2 separate regions of the Homo sapiens genome follow, and region 1 is linked to region 2. A link is a loop called in an ENCODE intact Hi-C map of the cell type or tissue named here. Cell type or tissue: endothelial cell of umbilical vein. All regions are shown on one strand. Links, peaks and the distances in the headings refer to the core of each region. The heading gives the core; the rest is flanking DNA.

Region 1 (9,825 bases), core at 813-8,812, 54 kb after region 2:
TCCTCTTCTTATAAAGATACCAATCCTATCAGATTAAGACCCCATTCTTATGATCTGACTGAACTTCAGTTGCCTCCCTAAAGGTCCTATCTCCAATGAAGTCACGTTGGGGGTTAGGGCATCAACATATGAATTTGGGTGTATGGAAGCATAATTCAGTCCATAGCATGCACCAACCTCATAGGGTTGCCACGAGGATTCACTGAGTGAATGCATGTAAAACATCAAGTGCAGTGCCCGGCACATGCTAAGTGCTGTGCTAGTGTACGCTATCAACAGAGCACTGAGCATTATGGGAGAATCCCCTTTCCATCCTTGCTGCAAGTCTAGACCCTGTGAAAGCCTAATGAATACAGTTCACATGTTATTTAATGATAGCAGGTATCTATATTGTGCTTACTATATGCCAGACTCTGCTTTAATGCTTTACATAAGTTATTGAAGCTTCACAGCAGCCTTATGAGATCTATACTCTTAGTATCCTTATTATACAAAAGGGAACTGAGGCACAGAGAGGTGAAGCAACTTGCCCAAGGTCACACAGCCATCAAGTGCCTAGTAAGTTAATAGCACACAGTTAAATAATATTATAGTTAATATTAAGTAATATTTATTAAGTGCCACCTGCCCAGCCTGGGCACAGGGTGCCTGTGCTTCAGAGGAGATAGATCCATGACCAGGCAGTGGCAGGACTGCATGCTGAGTGTTCCGACAGGGCAGACCCAGGGAACTGTCATGGAGCCCAGGATACCTAGGGCTGTGGCACCTAGCCAGGCCTGGAGAGACACCAGGGAGGGCTTCCTGGAGGTAGGAATGTTTCAGCTGAAGTCAGGAAGAAGATGGTCGAAATGCTTGGATAAGGGGCTGGAGGTGACAGTATGTGGTTGTGGGTTGTTGGAGGACTCAGCCAAAAATTTCCATTCTAAGATATTCCAGTGGTCCCTTGGCAGCACAGGGGCCCTGCATAGCCTAGAGACCCTGGGGTGGCCCAGCACTTCGTGGCAACCTGGGGGTTCCATGTTAGTTCAGGGAATTTCATGGTGGCCCAGATTTTTTTCCAGCACTCAAGGGACCTATGTGGTCTGGGCACACCATGACAGCCCAGAGATTCTGGATAATCCCAGGAATGCCACAGCAGCTTTAGGAAGTTGCAGACATTTTGGACCCTGGGGATTCTGTGACAACCCCAGAGATTGCATGGCAGCTCCAGGGTTCTGTGGCCCTATTCTTGTGGCTGCAGAAAGAACAATATGCAAACTCATAGCAGACAAACCCCTTGACTGGGGACAAAGAAAGCAGCATGGAAGGGACTGTACCCAGTGATGCATTTTACAGGGCTTAAGTCTAAGGAGGAAATTCTAAGGAGATGTGGCTGAAAGCCCAGTCCCTCCAAGGCCTGGGGAAGCTGAGGGGTCTGCACTCCTTAGGGTTTATTTCCTTCTGGGAAGCTGAAAATGAGCCACCTCGAGGAGGTCTGTGGGGAGTGCTGTCCTGACTTGTAGGCATGTGACTTGAAGAGGACTTAGGATGTGCCTGTTACCTGGATACAGAGGCACTGGTCCTCAGAGCCCTCTGAGCAGAGCATGGGGCAGAGCCCAGAGGGAGCTGTTATCTGTGAAGGGAGCTGGCATTCCTGGACCTACAGACATGAGGATTGGCCCCTCAGGGGGCTTATATGATCTGGGCCCTCCCAGGCTGGCATAGCTAGGTTTGTTCCAGCTCTGCCTCTCCAGGCCAGCTGGGTGGCTTCACCTGTCCCCACCTTGGACCCAGCACCCGCAGCCTGGGAATGGCCCTACATCTGTTTCTTAGGGGGCTTCAGGAGTTGAGTGGGGTGGGAAAGACCCCTGTATAAAAGCATGAGGACACATTCCTGCTCCACCATGGAGCCGTGCACTCCTGGGCAAACTCCTTCACACCACTGAGCTTCAATTTCCTCATCTGTAAAAAGGAGATGGGCCTAGCACGGTATGGGACATACAGTAACCAATGTTAGTTTCACCTCCACCTCTTCCGCCTGATTCAGAGATGGCAGCCAGGTGACCTGGGCATGGGGAAAAGGGTGGGTCTCAAGTGGAGGGCCCATCTGGCCCCATAATAGTCAATGGTCTTTGTGCCTTTGCCTCTGGGCAAAACCTCCCTCTTCTACCCTTGGAAGAGCCAGAATGATCACTCCCTGTGCCAGGCACTCGATGTCATTTAGCCCTCCCTCTAACACTGTGAGATAGTACTATAGCAATCCCATTTTACAGACAAGCAAACTGAGGCACAGAGAAGGCAACTCAGCTGTCCCAAGTCACAGAGCAAGGATTCATGCCCGAGTCTATCTTGATTGCAAAGCCTGGCACTAATCACCTCTCTTCCCTGGTATCCTTCTAAAAACACCCCAGGGAGAAAGAGGAAAATGGTGAGATGGGAACCAGCCGGAGAACTAATTGCATGCTTGGTGCCTGGGTAGGGGGACATCTTTGTCCCTCAGGTCTATGGCTGGCCGGGCCTGGCAGTTCCCAGTGGGGAAGCTGTGAGGAGAGGCTGGGGCTGGGTTCCACCCAGGCTGGCTCCTGATCCATTTGAGGATCTTCCAGCCCTCAACAGCATGGAGCCTGCTGAGACCACGCTCCTCCCTTTAGCAACCCTTTTTCAGAGAATTCCACTGGAAGAGGAGGGACGGAAACAGACATAACTGGAGAGAAGGAGGGGTCCCGCAGCCCACAGACCCATTTTGCTTTTCCAACCAAGTGAGAATCAGCATTAAATTGGGGGCAGAGGGGGCAAGACCCACTTCCCCTGCTCCCCCGTAGTTACATCTTCCCCAGGGCTGGAGCAGCAGCTCCATGCAAGAGTGAGAGGCCTTGGACCAGCCCCTTGCAGAGGTACATTCTCCCCCGTGGGGCCCTCCCAGCCCATGTGGGCCTAGAACACCAGACAGCCCAACTCACAGCCAGCTTCTCTGATGCCACTGCCAAATACCAGACCATTTACCAGGCTTTTCCAGAGAGCTGGTGTCCCCAACCAGACCTCTAAGCCTGCAATTAGGCAAGCAGCAGAGGGCTTAGCTTTCTCTGGGTTGTGGGCATTTCGGTGGGAAAGATAAGCTTGGTTTGGATTAAGCTAGAGCATAAAATAATATTTATCCTCAAACAATACTCTCTGGCTGGGAGCAAGTCTGGGCCTTGGGGCTTCGGAGGCTAGGGGCTGCCGAGGGATTTACCACCTCCCTCCAGGTCACCAGGAAATCTTACCTACCGACCTTCCCTCATCCTAGCTGGTTGCACAACCCAATTCACAGTGCTTGCTCTCATTACGAAATGGAATTGAGAAGATGTTACAGCATTCAGCACGTAATTATGTGCAGAGCACTTGCCCTGTGCAAAATTATCTCATCAAATCCTTGTAACTACCTTGGGAGTCGAGCTTATTGTCCCCACATTGATCCAGACTCAAGTCCCAGCTCAGTCATTTCTAGCTCTTGGCCTCAGAGAAGTGGCTTCATTTCCTGTGAGCCTCAGTTTTTTGCCTGTAAAATGGGAGTGATAATAGCTTTCTAAAGTGTGCTTAGGAAGATGAGCTAGGATTTATATAAAACGCCTCATCCGTGCCCTGGTGCCATAGTAGTACTTAATGAATGGTAGGTGATATTATAAAATCTTAGTGTTTCTGGTAAAATAGGCCTCAGGTATGTGAAACAACCTGGCTGGAGTCACAGAGCTATTCAGTGGCAAAGCTGAGATTCAGACCCCAGGTGGTGGGCCCTGTGGGAGCCAGGCCTCCAACCAACTGGTCAGGAAAAGGCCCAGGCAAGAGCTAGCCTGGCCTGCATGGGGCTGGGGGTACCACTCAGACACAGCCTGGAGCTCCGGAGAGGAAGGACCCCTGTGCTTCCTGTCCCCAGTCCCCTTTTGTGGAACAAAAGTTCTTCTGTTTTCTGTTCCTTATCCCATACCTCAGTGACCTGTGCCCCGGGGACTGGGAGAAGATCACCCTGGCTCATTCCCCAGATGAACAAAGGTGGGTCAATGCTGTCTCTGAGAGGACAGGGGCTGACTCCAGGGAGGCGGGTGTTATGTGTCAAATAGGGTGTGTGCCAGCGTCCCCAGCCTGGACACTGTAGAAGGCACTCCTCTGAGTTTTAGTGACCTTCGCCACATGTGACCTTGCTGTGTGGCCTGAGGAGATCCCTGTCCCTCTCTGGTCTTTGTTTTCTTATCTCCAAAGTAAAGGCATTGGAAGTAAACAGAAGGGACCACTGCTTAGGCTGGAGAAATCAGGGAAGGCTTCATGGCTGAGGAGACATCAAGCTGGGCCTTGGAGTGTGAGAAGGAGTTTTCCAGGCTGACCAAGGAAGAAAAGGTATTGCAGGCCCAGGTTGTAGCACCATCAAAGACACGGTAACATCAGAGTATGGGGTTTAAGTGGTGGGTGGCTCTTTTACAATGATTTGTTTTAATTACATAAATAATACATGTTCCTTGTTGTAAAAAATAGAAATCATTTGAGTATGAAGAATAAGATAAAAATCACCAACAGTCAGCTACTCTTTGGTACTGCTTCAGCTTTTTTTAACATGATTGGGAAAGTGGCTTGTAAGCTCCCTGATATATGGAGACTCTCAGCTTCTGGGCAGGCAGCAAAGAATAAAGAATTGTCTTCTGGAAGCAGAGCCAGGCCACAAGTCCCAGACAGACAGACAGGGTTTCACGGAGCTGGGACTGGGAAGAGCCCACCAGGAGCATTGGTGCCTCCTCCCCCAGGCCCCTGCAGAGCCTGCAGCGGACGCCAGGATGGAGGGACTTCTCCGCCTCTGAGGAAAGGAGGCCCAGAGGGAGGATCTTTGTGTGCACAAATGCAGCCTGTGGGAAGGGCCATGCACTGCCGCTTCTGGAAGTCCCTGGGCCTGTCAGCTGACAAAAGTGGCCATCCCGCTGCCAAACAGTCGAGGGGTCCCCATAATGGCTTCACTGTGGTTTCCTACGACGTCTGCAGGGTATGGCAGGCTGGGGCGGGAGCCCGATGACATTGTGAAGTCACTACTGTGATCTTGCCAGTTCTCCAGCGCTGCCTTTAAAATGTGGTTCATCTAATGGACATTGGGTGGGGTTGGGCAGGGGCAGTGTATGGCCCAGGAAGAGTGACCTGGAGTGGTCTGTCCATGGTCATTCGAGGGGAGAGGTGCAGGCTGCAGGGATCTCAGGGTCCATTCCTTGGGCTCCTGGCCCCGTTCTCCCATCCCCAACACAGAGAACGTTTTCTAGAAGCCTCAGCCAGGACCCGCTCAACTAAATAAAGGAGTGAAAGCAGCCCATGAGGACCCCCCGCCTCTGCTCCTCTGTTAGATCATCTCCCCGGGTGTCCAAGCATCTGGGGCCTCAGAAAGCCAGAAAGGGAGGGGACGGGGAGAAACAGCCAGGTTATGGTGACCACCTGAGCCACCATCATCTTGGCTACGAAAATAGGATGGGTTGTTCCACTTCGCCCACAGCCCCTGTGAAGCCTGTTAACGGTAATTACGAAGTTAGGAGAAATTCCCAGGCCTCCTAATTAGTGTGAATAGGGGCTGGGTAAGCTAGTCGTGGGAAAATAGATGTCTTTGTTTGCATTCTTAAGAGGAGACCACGGCTTTCTACCTTTAGGTGTAATAGAGCTTGGCTCTCTTCTCTCCCTCTCCCCACTGCTCCTGGCCTAATACCCTGTACTGTGGACAGGCACATAGTTGCACATACCCACTCACCACCATATCTCCTGTGTGTGTGCACGTGCACACACACAGACACACGCACACACAGAAGCACAATAGACTGCATCTTTCCATCCTGAATTAAGACGTCATCTGGCAAAACAAACACCAAAAACCAAACAGCATTTCAGCCATGCTTCCGGCCCCACTGACAATACCATTAAATGCCCCTTCCCCCAGCTCCACCCCAGACACCCCAGGGGACTCCTTCCCAGGCCTCCCCAGATTAGACTGTGTTAACAAACCATTACGTGTTCCAATTAGAGCGGCAGCGGACCTGGCTGGCCGGGCGTGTAAGAACGCTCTCCTCTTCCCGCTAACAGGCTGAGGGGCGCCGCCCCAGGAGGGAACAAGCCACGCTGGGCTCCCCTCTGGACGCTGTAGAGATAATGAGATCCAGCGTCTCCATCCCGGCCTGAGGAAGGCTCCCTGCTCTCTGGGTCTGGGGCCAGCCCGGGGGAGGTTTCCTTTGGAACAAGCAGGAGGAAAGGAAAGAATAAGGGAGTGAAACTAACATTTATTATGCAGTATGGGCTGTTGAGCCTGTGCCAGGAAATGTTGCATAGGATGGTGCTTTTTAAACTGAGTGGTGGGTACCCACGGGGCCCTGGGGTACTTCTTCCTGAACCAGAGGGTATACAAAGTCTCAGGGTTCACCCTGTGCATCCTAATAGAACATTAATTCTTGAAGATTTGGAAGATCACACCTACTTTTTTATTTAAACATCATATTTTTAAAATATGTGGTATATTTTGGAGTAAAATGCAAAATAATTGCATGAATATGTGAAATAAAACAGGAGATTTATAGTCAAATGTGCTCTCCCACTCTTGTGTCTGGGCTGGGTCTCCCAATCTCCAAAAATGTGGTGGTAACATGTTGTCTTCCATTGCCTCTGCGGGAACTGAGAAGGGAGAGCTTCCCCATTGTGTGTGATGTTGGGCAACCCCTATACCTCTCTGAGCCTCCCATCCCTCAGCAGCACGATGGAAATGCTAATAGCACCTCCCCAGGGCTGGCTTCACAGCCACGCGACCTGCGTAATCCCACAGAGCCCTGAACTTCAAAGGGCCCCACAGTTGGTTCGATGCTCTGCCCTTGCCATCTTGAAATTCTTAATAACTTTTGAACAAGGGACCCCCTTGTTTTTACTGAGCCCCGCAAATGATATAGTTGCTCCCCAGAAATGATGTAGCTGGTGCTGCACGTTTCAGCAGAGTTTTAGCAAGGGTTAAATCAGAAATGTGTGAAAGAAGCCCACACGGAGATTTATCCCTCCCTCCCTCTCTCCCTCCCTTCCTTCCTCCTTCTTCTTTCCCTAAACATCCATTGAGCACTCAGTATACTGGGTGCTGTGATTCAGCCATGAACGAAATCCCCTGCCCTCTTACATTCAAGAGAAGGGGAGAGAAGATGAATAACAGAAAGAAAACATTGCTGGAGATCCTGTCCACAAAGAGGGGACAGACAGTGATGGAGCGCGTGGGGTTTTGTGTGAGAGGGGCTTAGGGAAGGTCTCTGTCTTCGAGCAGAGACCTGAATAAGTCGAATAAATGAGCCATGTGGAATATCTGGGGGAAGAGAGTCCCAGGCAGTAGGATCGGCAGGTGCCAAGGTCCTGAGGCGGGAATGTGCTTGCCATGGTGGAAAAGGCCAGAGCAGCTGGAGCTGGCTGGAACAGGGTGAGGAGGGTGGTCGGAGGTAAGCCCAACAAGGCAGGGCCAGGTCACTGAGGGCCTTGTAAGCTGTTGTGAGTTTGTGGCAGGGGTAAGTAAATGACAGCATGGGGGTAGAGGACTCCTTCAGCCAGAGCTGGATGTCTGTGGCCTCCCAGGATAAGTGTCTGGAGGCCAGATGGCAAAGCGGACGAAGAAGCGTGTCCCGTTGTCCTCTGGAAACTCAAGGCAAGTTGTCTTTGGTCAAGGGATGAGTGCCAGCTGCCATGCAGGGACCTCCACTGTAGGCAAGAGATGGCTCCTCTCCCAGCTCTCTCTCCTCCAACTGGACAGTAGCTGTTTCAGCCCAGACAGCTGAGCCTCACCGCACCAAGGAGGCGACGCTGGGGGGAGGCTGGACGGTGGAGGAAGGAGTAGCCTGCCTTTCTGGAATCCTGGCCTGTCATCCATCCTGGGCCTCCATTACCACATCTTGGACAAACTGCACAGTCAAAGACCAACCCAAAAGGCACCCATGACAGTGCCTGTGCCAGAAGAGCGCCAGGATGGCCGCTGAGTGAGGTTTTCCAAGCTGTAGCCCCGCCAATGAACTCCAAGATGTACGGCAGGAATGCTGGAGACTGGGACAGCCAGGCAGCCTTGGTGCCAGGTCCCATACGCAGGGCTGGAAGCTGTGCCAGTTCTGTGCTTGTGGATAGAGAGACCCTCGTGCTCTGTTAGCCTCTCCCAAGCTGCATAACCCTGGTGAAGGGGTGTCACCTCCCTGGGACTCCCTCTCCTCATCTGTAAAATGAGGATGATAGTGATGTTATTAGCAGTAAATGAGAGTGCGGGTGAAGCACACAGAAGGTCTCCTGGCACATGGGGCATATTCACCCAGTGTGAGCCCTTGGGTACGGAGGCCTGGTCTGATAGTCCCCTCTGAACCACACCACCTGATCACAGCTCAGCTGAGAAGTAGGCCACTGAGAGATGAATCTTAAGACCAAGCCACCGTGTAATATTGCCAAAGACCTTCAGAACATGTTATGTGGCCAGGGCCAGGTCCTCAGAGCGATCATCTGTGCATGAAGTGGTTGGACTCAAGGACCTCTGTATAATGAAGTGGTTGGACTCAAGGACCTCTGAGCCGCCTCCAGCCCTGACATTGTGTATGATGGGAAAGTGACTGATTCCTCCGTGAGAGCCCACCTGCCAGGGCAGCACCGCTCAATGCTGGGCAGGACAGCAGACTGCAGGGGTGGGCAACATGACACCTTGTGGCTCCAGAGGGCTGCTGGGCAAAGGGCCTGGCCTGCAGGCTGGAGGGACTGGCTGTCCGTCCTCCTGTAGCAGGCGTGGGACTCCTGCTGTCCTGCCTGGGAGAACAGTAATGTTGGGCAGTTGTTATAAGCCCAGACTCTGCAGCCTGACTGCCTGTGTTCAAATCTCAGCTCTGCCACTTTCTAGTGTGTGACCTTGAACAAGTAACTTAACCTCTCTGAGCCTCAGTCTTCACTGCTGAGAAATGGGGGCAATAATAGCATGACCACCCAGGGCTACAGGAATGGATAACCATGTCTGGCACTCGCAGATCTGTAGAAGTGCAAACTCCTCTTGTTATTGGTTGTTTTCCTGGAACTAGGTCCCCAGCCAGTCCTGTCCTGGTGAGCCAGTTCCACAGCTGATGGAGGAGCTCCTTCCCAGACCCCAGACCCCTCGAACCTCAGCCGCCGCCCCTGAACACCAGTTCCCTCCAGGAGCAGCTGGGCAGCTGTAATATCATGACGAGAACAGGTCATGGGAAGGAAGGATTTCTTTGAGCATCACTCAAGAAGTTGAGCAAAGAACTCCAACATCCCTATTTCCGAGGGAAACATGACCTAAAAAGGGTCTTCATCCTAGTTTTCTATTTGTGAACTGAGGATATCAGTCCCTCAAAAGGTTGTTGGAAGGCTGCAATGAACTGTATGGGAAAATACATCTCCGCCACCTGTAGCCCAGCAATGCAAGTGCCCGCTGTATGCCAGGCACTGTTCAGACACGCTCCACCTGCTTTATCCTTTCCAACTGGCAGGGGAGGCACTGCCTGCCCAAGGGCACACAGGTAGGAGGTGGTTGGTGAATTCAGACCAGGGCCAACCGTTCTTGACCCTGTCCTCATTGTCTCCAGTTGCAGGCACCCAGGAAATAGGATCCAGGTTCTACTTTAGGTTTGTCTCTTCTCAGAACATTTACCTTGGCAAACCTGATATGATGCCTTCTATAAAGGACCTGTTTCCCATAGAATCTCTTCTCTAATAACATTTGCTGTTGGAATTATACCTTGGAAGGGGTCACTGGTGAAAGAATGACTTCCGGCTAAATTCAGAATCATCTTCCCAACTCCCACAGTGTGGCCCATCTTCTTAGGCTCTCTCTGACCCAGCTCTGTC
Region 2 (9,825 bases), core at 989-8,988:
AGGCTATAGCAAGAATGTGGGTGACTCATTGTTTTATGGAGAGGGAAGACTTGGGAACCCTAATTCAACATGCCACCAAAGTGCAGAAGGGCTTTGATACAATACATGGTGTCCAACCCATCTACTTCACAGACAGGAAATGAGGCTCCAGGAGCTGAAGTCACCCAGGTCACCTGACCACTGTGGTCCAGGCACTTCTGCCAGTGTGGTTTCATTTCATCCAGCTGGACAACAGTCCTCAGTGGGAACTGAAATTATTCCTGCTTTGTAAATGGGAGGTCTGAGGCTGGAGAGGAGAGGCCTGTAGCTGAGATCACCTATCCAGGAAATGGGGCTGGGGTAGGGATCTGCAGAGTTCTGATTTTTTTCCATGTTGATTGCTAATATCTGTTCCCATTAGCCTTTAAGCCTGTGTTAAGTCAGGAGAGCAGGGAGCACTGGCCTGCAAGTCAGGATATCCCACTTTTGCAAATGGCTAGGTGGGTGATGTGGGCAAGTCCCTGTTGTTTAACTTGGCTGGTGCAGAACTGACGGTGAATGGCAGGAAAGCCCATTTCCCTCCACGGCCCTGCCCATGCAGCCCTCCCTGGGCAGGGGATGCTATTTCTATACATCCTCCAGGACGCAGCCCTCCCAGGGCCCTGACCCTCACCTTCCTCTGTCCCCAGCTCTGAAGCAATGGAGAGCCTGGGGCCAGAGGGCCAGAGGATTTCCTGGCTCAGCACCCCAGCTGTCCAGAGAGCATCAGCAGGGGCCCGATCCTGTGTCCTTGCCTGGGTTCTCTGTTTCCAGCTGATCAGGGCAGATGAACAGGTGGCCCAGCGTCCTGCATTTGTCTGAGACCTGGCTCCTGGCTTCTCTCCTGTGTGCCCACTTCACTCCGGGAAGAGCTAGAGCATCCCCCATTCCCCTCTGCCTGCCTGCCCTATCCCCACATCTTCAATCCCCCAGGGCCGGGAAACACAGTAGTCAATGTCTGACTGTTATCCTTGCAAGGAAAGGGAGGAAGAAGTGAACAGTTATGTACTGACCGCTCATGTGCCAGGCCCTACATAGCAATAGTTATTATATTGAAAGAATAATATATGATATAACATGTCCTAGATGAGCCTGTCATATAAGGGGGGAGTCCTGGCTGGGGCTCAAGGGGCCTAGGCCTGAGTTCTGGTCCTGCCACTAACAGCACGTGGCCTGACTTCCCTGAACCTATTTCCCCATTTGCCAAATGGCCTAGGTGATCTCTTACGTCCCTCCCAACCCTGGTAGTCCAGGGTTGGGCCAGACAGAACCCTCCTGAGTAAACAGCCTGGCCATTTGCCTGTCTCCCCAGGTCCCAGTTTCATGGATTGTTTAGAACATTCCCTGGAATCTAAGCCACGGACGCGCCTGGTGTGCGGATGTGGAGCTGGATCTGGGGAAGGAGTCAGGCTGCTCTGAGCCCCCTTCTGTCAAGGCTGCCTTCAGGCGGGCTCTTCTCTGGAGTGGTTTGGCCCCATCTTGCCTTTGGCCAGGGATTGCTGCCACCTCTAGGCTCCTGCTCTGTGCCCCTGGCTGGGAATTTGCACCCACGCAAGCTGCTGAGTGCTAATGAGAGGAGCCGGTAATTATAGGGACTGGAGTTGGGAAACTTGACTTCTGAGGAATAGATATTGGGGACAGCAGAAACGGCTGCATTTCAGGCTAATCGCAGGGGCCCAGGGAACTTGCTCTGTGTGTATGTTGGGAAGGGAGGTGGACTGTGCGCATGTGCATGTGTGTCGGGTTCTTTAAAACTGCTAATTGTCAGGGTGAAAATATTTTCACACATTTGCTCTCCAGGAGAATGTTATTATGGTGCACACTGGCAGCCTCGTTGAAGTCAAACGGCACAGTCAACATGGAACTCCTAATTAATAGACGCTCATGCTGCTCTTGGGCACGGCAGTGGAAGTAATTATCATGATTTAATTGACTTTTCTCCCCTCTCTTATGCACTCTGCTTTTTCCATTTTCTTGAGCTTGGAAGGCTTTTTTTTTTTCCTCTTTCCTTTCCTTTTTTTTTTCTTTATGCATACTGTCTCTCATGCCAGTGCTCTGTCAAATCCTATTACAATAAATATTGTGACAGCAAAAATCTCTATATCACAGAAAAGTCCAGAGCCTGAGCCAATGGCTTACTTATTACTTATTACCTTCTGTTGGTCTTGTAAAGGTACAGACAGATCCAGGCAAAGGTGTCTGGCAAGGGGAAAGGGAGTTGATTTGCTCAAAAGTTTTGGTTTCTGAAAGCTCCCTGGGACTAAGGACACAGAGAACCATCTGCACTAGCGCCGGCCAAGGAGGGTTGCTGTCAAGGTCTAGTCAGGGCTTAAGGAAATCCAAGGGGCAAAACTGGGACACCTCTGAGCCCCTGCGACCAGCAAATGGAAGAATTCTATCTCTGGCCAGGCTCCTTCAGGGTGGCCCATGCTCTCTGTGCTTTGACTAGCGTGTTCTACTCACTCATGATAACCTTGACCCAACTGGTGCCTGCGCCACACATTCTCATGGGTTTCAGTTAAGTTTCTCATAGCCAACTGGCCAGAGCCCTAGGAGCCTCCCTATGCAAACCTGAATGCCTCTTGCTGTTAGGTGGGGCCTTCCACACCCAGCCATGCCTTCTGTTGCTAATGGTCAAGGGGTGGACTGCTCTGGGCACAGGCGTCCTCCCTGGTCCAGTCATCTGTGGCAAGTGGACAGGGTCATATGGTGCACTGTCCACTTCTCAGAAGCTATGGACAGAGCTTTTTGCAATAGATGAGACTGTGGGAGGTGCCACGTGGCACTTGAGAGCTAGACTGTTTGTGATTGAATCCTGTTTTGGCCACTTGCTGTGCATTTTTGGGCAAGTTCCTTAAACTTCCTAAGCCTTGGGATCCTCATCCATAAAATGATACTTTCCTAGGTTGTCATGAAAGATACATGAGTGATATGGTTTGGATATTTGTCCCCCCGCCCCCAATCTCGTGTTGAAATTTGACCCCCAGTGTTGGAGGTGTGGTGGAGTGGAAGGTGTTTGGCTCATGGGGGTGGATCCTTTATGTCATGAATGGTTTCGTGCCCTCCCTGCAATAATGAGTAAATTATTGCTTTATTAGTTCATGCAAGAGCAGGTGTTTAAAGGAGCATAGCTTCTCTCTTGCTCCCTCTCTTGCCATGTGACATGCCTGCTCCCCCTTCACCTTCTGCCATGAGTAAAAGCTTCCTGGGGGTTCACCAGAAGCCAGCCAGATGCTGTGCCATGCTTGTACAGCCTGTAGAACAATGAGCCAAGTAAACCTCTTTTTTAAATCAATTACCCAGTCTCAGGTATTCCTCCAGAGCAATACATATGGACTAATACAATGAGTTGGTGCTTGTGATACACCAGAGAGGCACTCAATAAAATGTTAACTTTTAGGGTGCAGAAAGATAGATGAGGCGGCTGCCAGTGTCTGATTAACAAGTGGGAGCATGCTAAAATCACAGACATCGAACATTGCAATAAGCCTGAGAGATCATCGAGTTTAACTCTACACTCCTCAGTGTACACATGGGAAACTGAAGCACAGAGAGGGGATGTAGTCCTTTTTAAGGTCAAATAATTTTATCTAATAGGATATTGGACTGTTTCTCACGGGGCTAAAATTAGGGCCAAGACATTTCCTTGGGTCTCACTGGAGATTATTGAGAGTGGTTGACTTTTAATTAGAACATTACAAACAGTAGAATCAGGAAGAAGAAAAGATGAACCTGCGATTGTTCTGTTTCTTTGTACCCATATTGGGATGATTAGTTAAGTGCATATTAAGGTTCTGGCCTCTCTTGAAGTACATCATCTTCATTATTTTTCTCAGATAATTTCTCTGTGGGGTCAGTGGGTGAGATGACACTCATCAGCTATGTTATTTTAGACACTTAGTTTCTCTGAGCCTGAGTTTTCTCATCTGAAGAATGGGGATATACTTGACCCTACTTGGACTGAAAGCCATTCAAGGTCAGGGATGGTTTCTTCTTCACCTCCTCTTCCTCTTCTATATCCCTGACTACAACATTGTCTAGCACACACTGGGCTTCTGCATAAATTTACAGAAACTAACTAAATGATCCCTCAAGGTAGTAGAAAGAGTCACGAGGAATCAGGTCTGTGGACAGGTTGTGTGGTCAGCTTGGCTGTGCTCCTGAAAGGTGGGGCCATTTGTACAAGAGCTGAGGTTCCAGAATATCAGAACTGCAATCTCGACTGTCGTGGAGGAAGGGTGACCTTGGCTGGGTCTGCTTCTGAGGATGGCTGGGGGTGAAGGCCAGACTGGAGGAGTTGAGATGTGAATAGAAGATAGAGAAATGGCAACAGGAGGTGTAGCCAATTCCTTCGAGAGGCCTGGCTGTGACAGGCAGGAAAGGTGGGGTGGGGGTACAGGGATAGGGACATTAGAGAACTTCTGTGTGTTGATGAGACAGGGCCAGGGATAGGAGGCATTCAGTAAATAGTTCCCAATTTAAATGAACTTTGATATGGGGGTCTTTCTTAACACTTTCAAGAATGGTTGTGGGTAAGATGATTGGTAATAACTGAGAACCAAAACTGCTAGTAATGGGTTAAGGCAGTGCCAGATGCTGCAAGAGGTAAACCCAGAATCTCAGTGGCTTAATACAATACACATTAATTTCTCACTCAGCGACAATCCAGTGAAAGTGGTGGGTGGCTGTCCACACAGTATTTTGGGTCCCAGGTTTCTTCCATTTTCAACATGTGGCTTCCAAGGTCATTATGGAAGAAGGAAGGAGTAAAGAGGGCTCACTTATTTTCTCATCACATTCTCACCAATGATAGTGGAAGTGACTTGGGCGTCACTTCCACTATCATTGGTGAGAATGAGTCACATGACCACATAGGTGCAAAGGAGGCTGCAAAATGTAGTTCCTGGCTGGCTAGCCCTTCCCAGCCACAGCCCTAAAGGGAGCATCCCAGTGTTTGGAGGACAGCCACCCTTCTGGAATTACAACCCCCTTCAGCTGTCCTTCCCCAAAGGCTGAGGAGACACAGGCTAACTCTGGGAAAATGTCAGACCCCAAATGAAGACCAGGACCCTGCTTCTGAGGACAAATGACATAAATCATTGACCTGGGCTTCACTTTCTCCAATTGTATAATATAAGTCCTGCTAAACCAAGTTAAGGGAATTAAAGGGACTGAGGGTCTCACATGTAGGTGGAGCTGAGTTGATTCTCCCACCAGCTGTGTAACATTGGGCAGGTTTCTTAGACTTTCTGAGTCCTTGTACAAATTCTCCCTGACTTGCAATGAGGATCAGCAAGACACTTCTGGCCTATAGTCAGCCCCCAGTGAATGTGAGCTGCTGATGTTACTATCCAGGTCATCACTTCATTCATTACAACATTGGAAAGTGACACAGAATTTTTCTCAGCCACTTTGCCAATCAGGGACCTCCACGGCCGGCAACGCCCCCCCACTGCCCAGGCCTTGCTCAGCCCCAGGCCTACCACTAGAGGCACCCTGCCCACTCGGCCTGCTTGCGTTATAGCTTGTACCCACATTTGGTGGTTCTGGAACTCTTGTCCTGTGTCCAAGAAGAATGAGGATATGCTGACAATTCAAAGGGTGAGGATGGGTGGAGAAGAATTTTATTGAACAATGGAACAGCTCTAGTGGAGAGGCGATGCAGCGGGGGGCTTTCTCTCCCCCGAAGTCGGGTGGTTTCTCTCCTAGTGTGGCTGGGTCCAGGGCTTTTTATGGACTCACAATGGTGAGTGCATGCCAATTGATTTAGGAGTATGCAAAAAAGGTTAAAGTAAAGACACCACTCAAAGGTGGGCACAACAGTGTAGAAAACCAATTAGGAAAGGGTAGGTAAGTGTAGAATAGGTTAAGGGTGGGGATCAATCAGAGGAAAGCACACCAGACTGGAAGACAGGTTCTCAATCTGGTCCATGGATTTGACTTGTAGCTTGGCTTTCAGGCTTTAAACTGTCTTCAGCTTGGAGGTGAGGTTTCACCGGGGACCTGCCCCTATTTGTCTCCTGCTGCTATCAAAAGTAAAGGTCCTGGCTTAGGTTTAAGGCAAAATGAATAGAACTGATATCATCATGTTTTTGTCATCAGCATTTCCCATCACCCTCTGAGACAATCAGAGAAGCTCATTTGAGTCGAGTAGCTGGTGGAGGGAGGAAGAGAATATGAAAGAGGCCCCCCTCTCGGAACTGGGCACCACTCATACCGGAAAACCAGGATTTATGGAGCTTATTTCTTGTCTGTCTCTGGAAAGAGGTACTAGAGTCCCGTGCTGTAGCCAGTCGCTGGGAATCGGCTAAAAAGCAAGGCTTGGTCATGACCGCCCCCAGCTCCACCTCCTGCTGTCGGGGTCTTCCCTCAACATAAAGCCTGCCTCGCTACCATCATTGAGGGTTTGGAGTTCAGGCCTTTGAGGGATCATTTGTTTCTTGAGCTCAGTCTTCAGAAACCTCTGGTGCTTTTGAATTTCCCCTCCGCTAGGGAAGGATGGATTGGCACCCTGCCCTCACCCCACACCCCTCCTAGCTGTCACTATGTAGTATTTTAATTTATTGGTCCTGGCTATTCATTTGTCTTGTTAATTTTTTGCCTGCCCTCTACCTTAGCTAATCAGTTGGCCTCTTTGGGGGGCCTCTGATCACCCACCCCCAACTGGGGCTGGGGGCAGGGATAGGGGATGTGGTGGCCTTGATGTCTTTGAGGAAACCAAGCTGTGTGGGGGAGGGTCACTGGGAAAGTTCAGAAAGGAATGCTTCCCTAGGAGGGGCATTGGCCATTCTGCCCTAACCGAATACCTCTGGGGCAGTCAGGGCCACCCTGTGACCTCCAAACAAAGCTGGGGCCTTGTCTAGGGCTGTGGGAAGCCAGACAGGACAATGGGAGGAAGGAGAAAGCAGGGAGATAAAGCCAGGGGCCCACGGGCCTGTGCCTGGGATTCCAGAGGCCGGCTCCTCACATCCCAGCCGCGGAGGCCTTCAGAGTAAACACACTGGGCTTCCTGGCTCACAGGGCCAGTGCTGGGTTTTAATTGTGGCTGTTATTGTTGAGATAATTGTTCAATTTTGGGAGAAGCCGGAGAAAGGAGAGACTGTGTGTCTGATGCTTCTGCGGGGATGATGCTCTCATTCATTCATTCACTCATGCTACAGATGTTGACTGGCACCAGCCAAAGGCTTCGCTTGGGGCTGAGAATGTAAAAATCAACATCAGCTCATCCTTGTCCTCCCTACACCCTTCTCTGGTCCTAGACACAGACACTAAACCCATCCTCCCAGTTCAGTGTGGTCAGACAACAATAGGGGCATGAAGCTGTGCCAGTGCTGGAGCTTTACCTTCCTTTTATAGGGTGCTAGGTCAGAGCCCCCTCCCACCACCCCCCACCACCCCGAACTCGGGGAGGAGTTCTGACCTGAGTGCTCCTGCTGACTCCTGAATATCAAAGGAGGGCAGAGCTCCCTTTTGATCTCTTCTCTTGACTCCAAACTGAAGGACACGTAGAAGGCAACATGTTAGAGCCTGATGTTTATCCAGCACCTTCCATGTGTCAGAAACTGTGTGAGAGCTTTTGCAGATCACCTCAGCGCAGCCAAGAACGGAGGGCTGACTTTTTCCCCATTTCACAAATGAGAAGACTGAGGCCCCACCAGGTTGAGTAAATGGCTCAGTTCACATTATTAGGAAATGGGCAGCCTGGGTGGGAGCCCCGGTCAGTCTGACTCCAGTGCTCTCAAGCTTCTCCCTGGGTCCTGCCACCTTCTGCAGTGTGCGCCCCGATTCACTGGTGGGCTCTCAGGCTCCAGCAGAGGCTGAACCTCTCCTAGAACAAGGCTGGTCTTGCCTGACTTGATGCATCCCAGCGGGACCCCTCCTGTGTGAAGTCTCCTGACAGACTCGAGCTGGAAACAGGAGTCAGGGGCCATGCAGCTATCTCCTTACAGGTTTCAGGGATGTTGCCGTCTCAGCATTTGAACCTGATGGAAATGTTGAAGCGGGGGTTGGCTGGGTTTTGTACACCCAGGGCCTGTTTTCTTAGACAAGGCCATTTCACGGATCCTCAGACGTCCCCAGTTCACAACAGAGACCCTGGTGGGCTTGTTTCTCCATGAGTGTGTTTAGGGTTGGATGCTCGCTCTGTCTACTGTCTACAGGCCTTACAGGACATGCAAGGCAAGGCAGCCTCGAAAACCAGGGTGTGGGTCCCCACTCTGTCCTCTTTCTGACTGTGGGCCTCAGGCTGGGAGCTTCTCCTCTCTCAGCCTGCATTTCCCATCATTACAATGAAACAAGGATAAGATCTACCTTACAAGGCTGGAGGAAAGATAGTGGGAGATAGGGGCCACACTCTTACACCACACACAAAGTGAGGGGGCCATCGCAGAAAGGAAGGCTTTCCAGCAACAGGCAAGGCTAAAAGAAGGGCCGGACGTGGTGGCTTACGCCTGTAATCCCAGCACTTTGGGAGGCTGAGGTGGGCGGATCACCTGAGATTAGGAGTTCAAGACCAGCCTGACCAACATGGAGAAACCCCGTCTCTACTAAAAATACAAAAATTAGGCTGGGCATTGTGGTGCATGCCTGTAATCCCAGCTACTTGGGAGGCTGAGGCAGGAGAATCACTTGAACCCAGGAGGCAGAGGTTACACTGAGTCGAGATGGCGCCATTGCACTCCAGCCTGGGCAACAAGAGCGAGAAACTCTGTCTCAAAAAAGAAAAGAAAAAAGTTTGCATTTGCCTGTACATGAAGGGTGGATATTTTTGGATCATCGTCTGTATGTCTATCGCCGGCAGGTACCACTGATATTAGCACCTAAGCTTGCTGTGTGCCAGGCACTGCTCTCAGGGTTTTACCTGGCTCATCTTGTCTCACCTGGTTTAGAGATAAAGAAACTGATGCACAGCATGTTTAAGTCACTTGCCCAAAGTCACACAGCTAATAGGTGGTAGAGCCAGGATTTGAAACCAGAAATGTCAGACTCTAAAGCCAAAGCTCTTTACGCTGCAGGCCTTGCCTCTGGATGTTTGTGTGCCCTTGTGGATAGACACACACAGGGGTTTGGATTCTGCACAGAGCCTGAGTCAGCCGTAGTGTGGGGAGTGCCTTGGGGAGCCTGGGGTAGGGGCAGGATTTTACTCTCTTTCTGTATAATGTCATTTCTCCTTTATACACTTTTTGCCCTCCCTGACCTGTTGGTGCCTGTGCCCAGCTTACCATAGTCTTATGTGATTGGGGGCAGGAGGGACTCTGTCTTCTACATGTGAAGGCATTTGGACTCTTGGGTGCTTCCTGTTGTGGCCAAACCAAGAGCCTTTTAGCTCACGAGGGCCCTGACTGGATGTCTGGCCCCTCTGGGCTGGGCTGGAGTCTTGGGTGGATCCCGCCAACTCTGCCACTGCGCTCCTTCCCGCCTCCAAGGTCACTGCTTACACATGACCCTTCCGGGGGCCTGATGGTTTTCTGGCTGGTTGCTATAATCTGTCCTCTGAGCCTGTCCCAGGAGCTCTAGGCCCCGGAGTTGCTTTTCCAGGTCCCTGATGTTACTTACCTACCACACAACAGGGATCCCAGCATGGGAAGCCAGCAGACGGAACAAGACCAGCAAGCCTTGGGTACCTTGAGCCATAGCTTCCCTTTCTCCCTCAGCCCCTGCTGAGTCTTGGACCCTGAATGTCTGTGCAGACAGGTGTGCCCTACCCAAGCCCAGGCCCAGGCCCTAGAGGAGGGTAGGTGATTCTGCAAGGAGACTGGGGAAGTGCCTGGAGTCTGGGAGGCAGCATAGCCAGGGCAGGTAGGGAAG

What was found. Hi-C counts contacts between places; a loop is a spot of excess contacts. Peaks named below come from ENCODE experiments on the same cell type or tissue, not always from the same donor. Only the 100,000 strongest peaks of a DNase experiment are listed, where the experiment ranks them.
Region 1: it touches region 2 in a loop (2.2-fold over the local background); 7 of 110 quality-filtered maps call a loop at or near these places.

Annotation. Positions count from the first base shown.
Region 1 is chr11:44,872,234-44,882,058 of GRCh38, forward strand. All of the region lies in intron 3 of TSPAN18 (tetraspanin 18), which reads left to right. Among named protein-coding and RNA genes, the nearest start is that of TP53I11, 74 kb to the right of the region's middle. In endothelial cell of umbilical vein, for the core only: no CTCF peak of the experiment used is centred there; no DNase peak of the experiment used is centred there.
Region 2 is chr11:44,817,695-44,827,519 of GRCh38, forward strand. The region is part of intron 2 of TSPAN18 (tetraspanin 18); the gene reads left to right. Among named protein-coding and RNA genes, the nearest start is that of TSPAN18-AS1, 86 kb to the left of the region's middle. RefSeq lists enhancers at 1,354-1,523, 4,965-5,830, 5,831-6,695, 6,696-7,561, a cis regulatory region at 1,439 and a silencer at 6,304-6,598. In endothelial cell of umbilical vein, for the core only: a CTCF peak has its summit at 5,466; DNase peaks (open chromatin) are centred at 6,217 and 6,817; H3K27ac peaks cover 1,922 bases.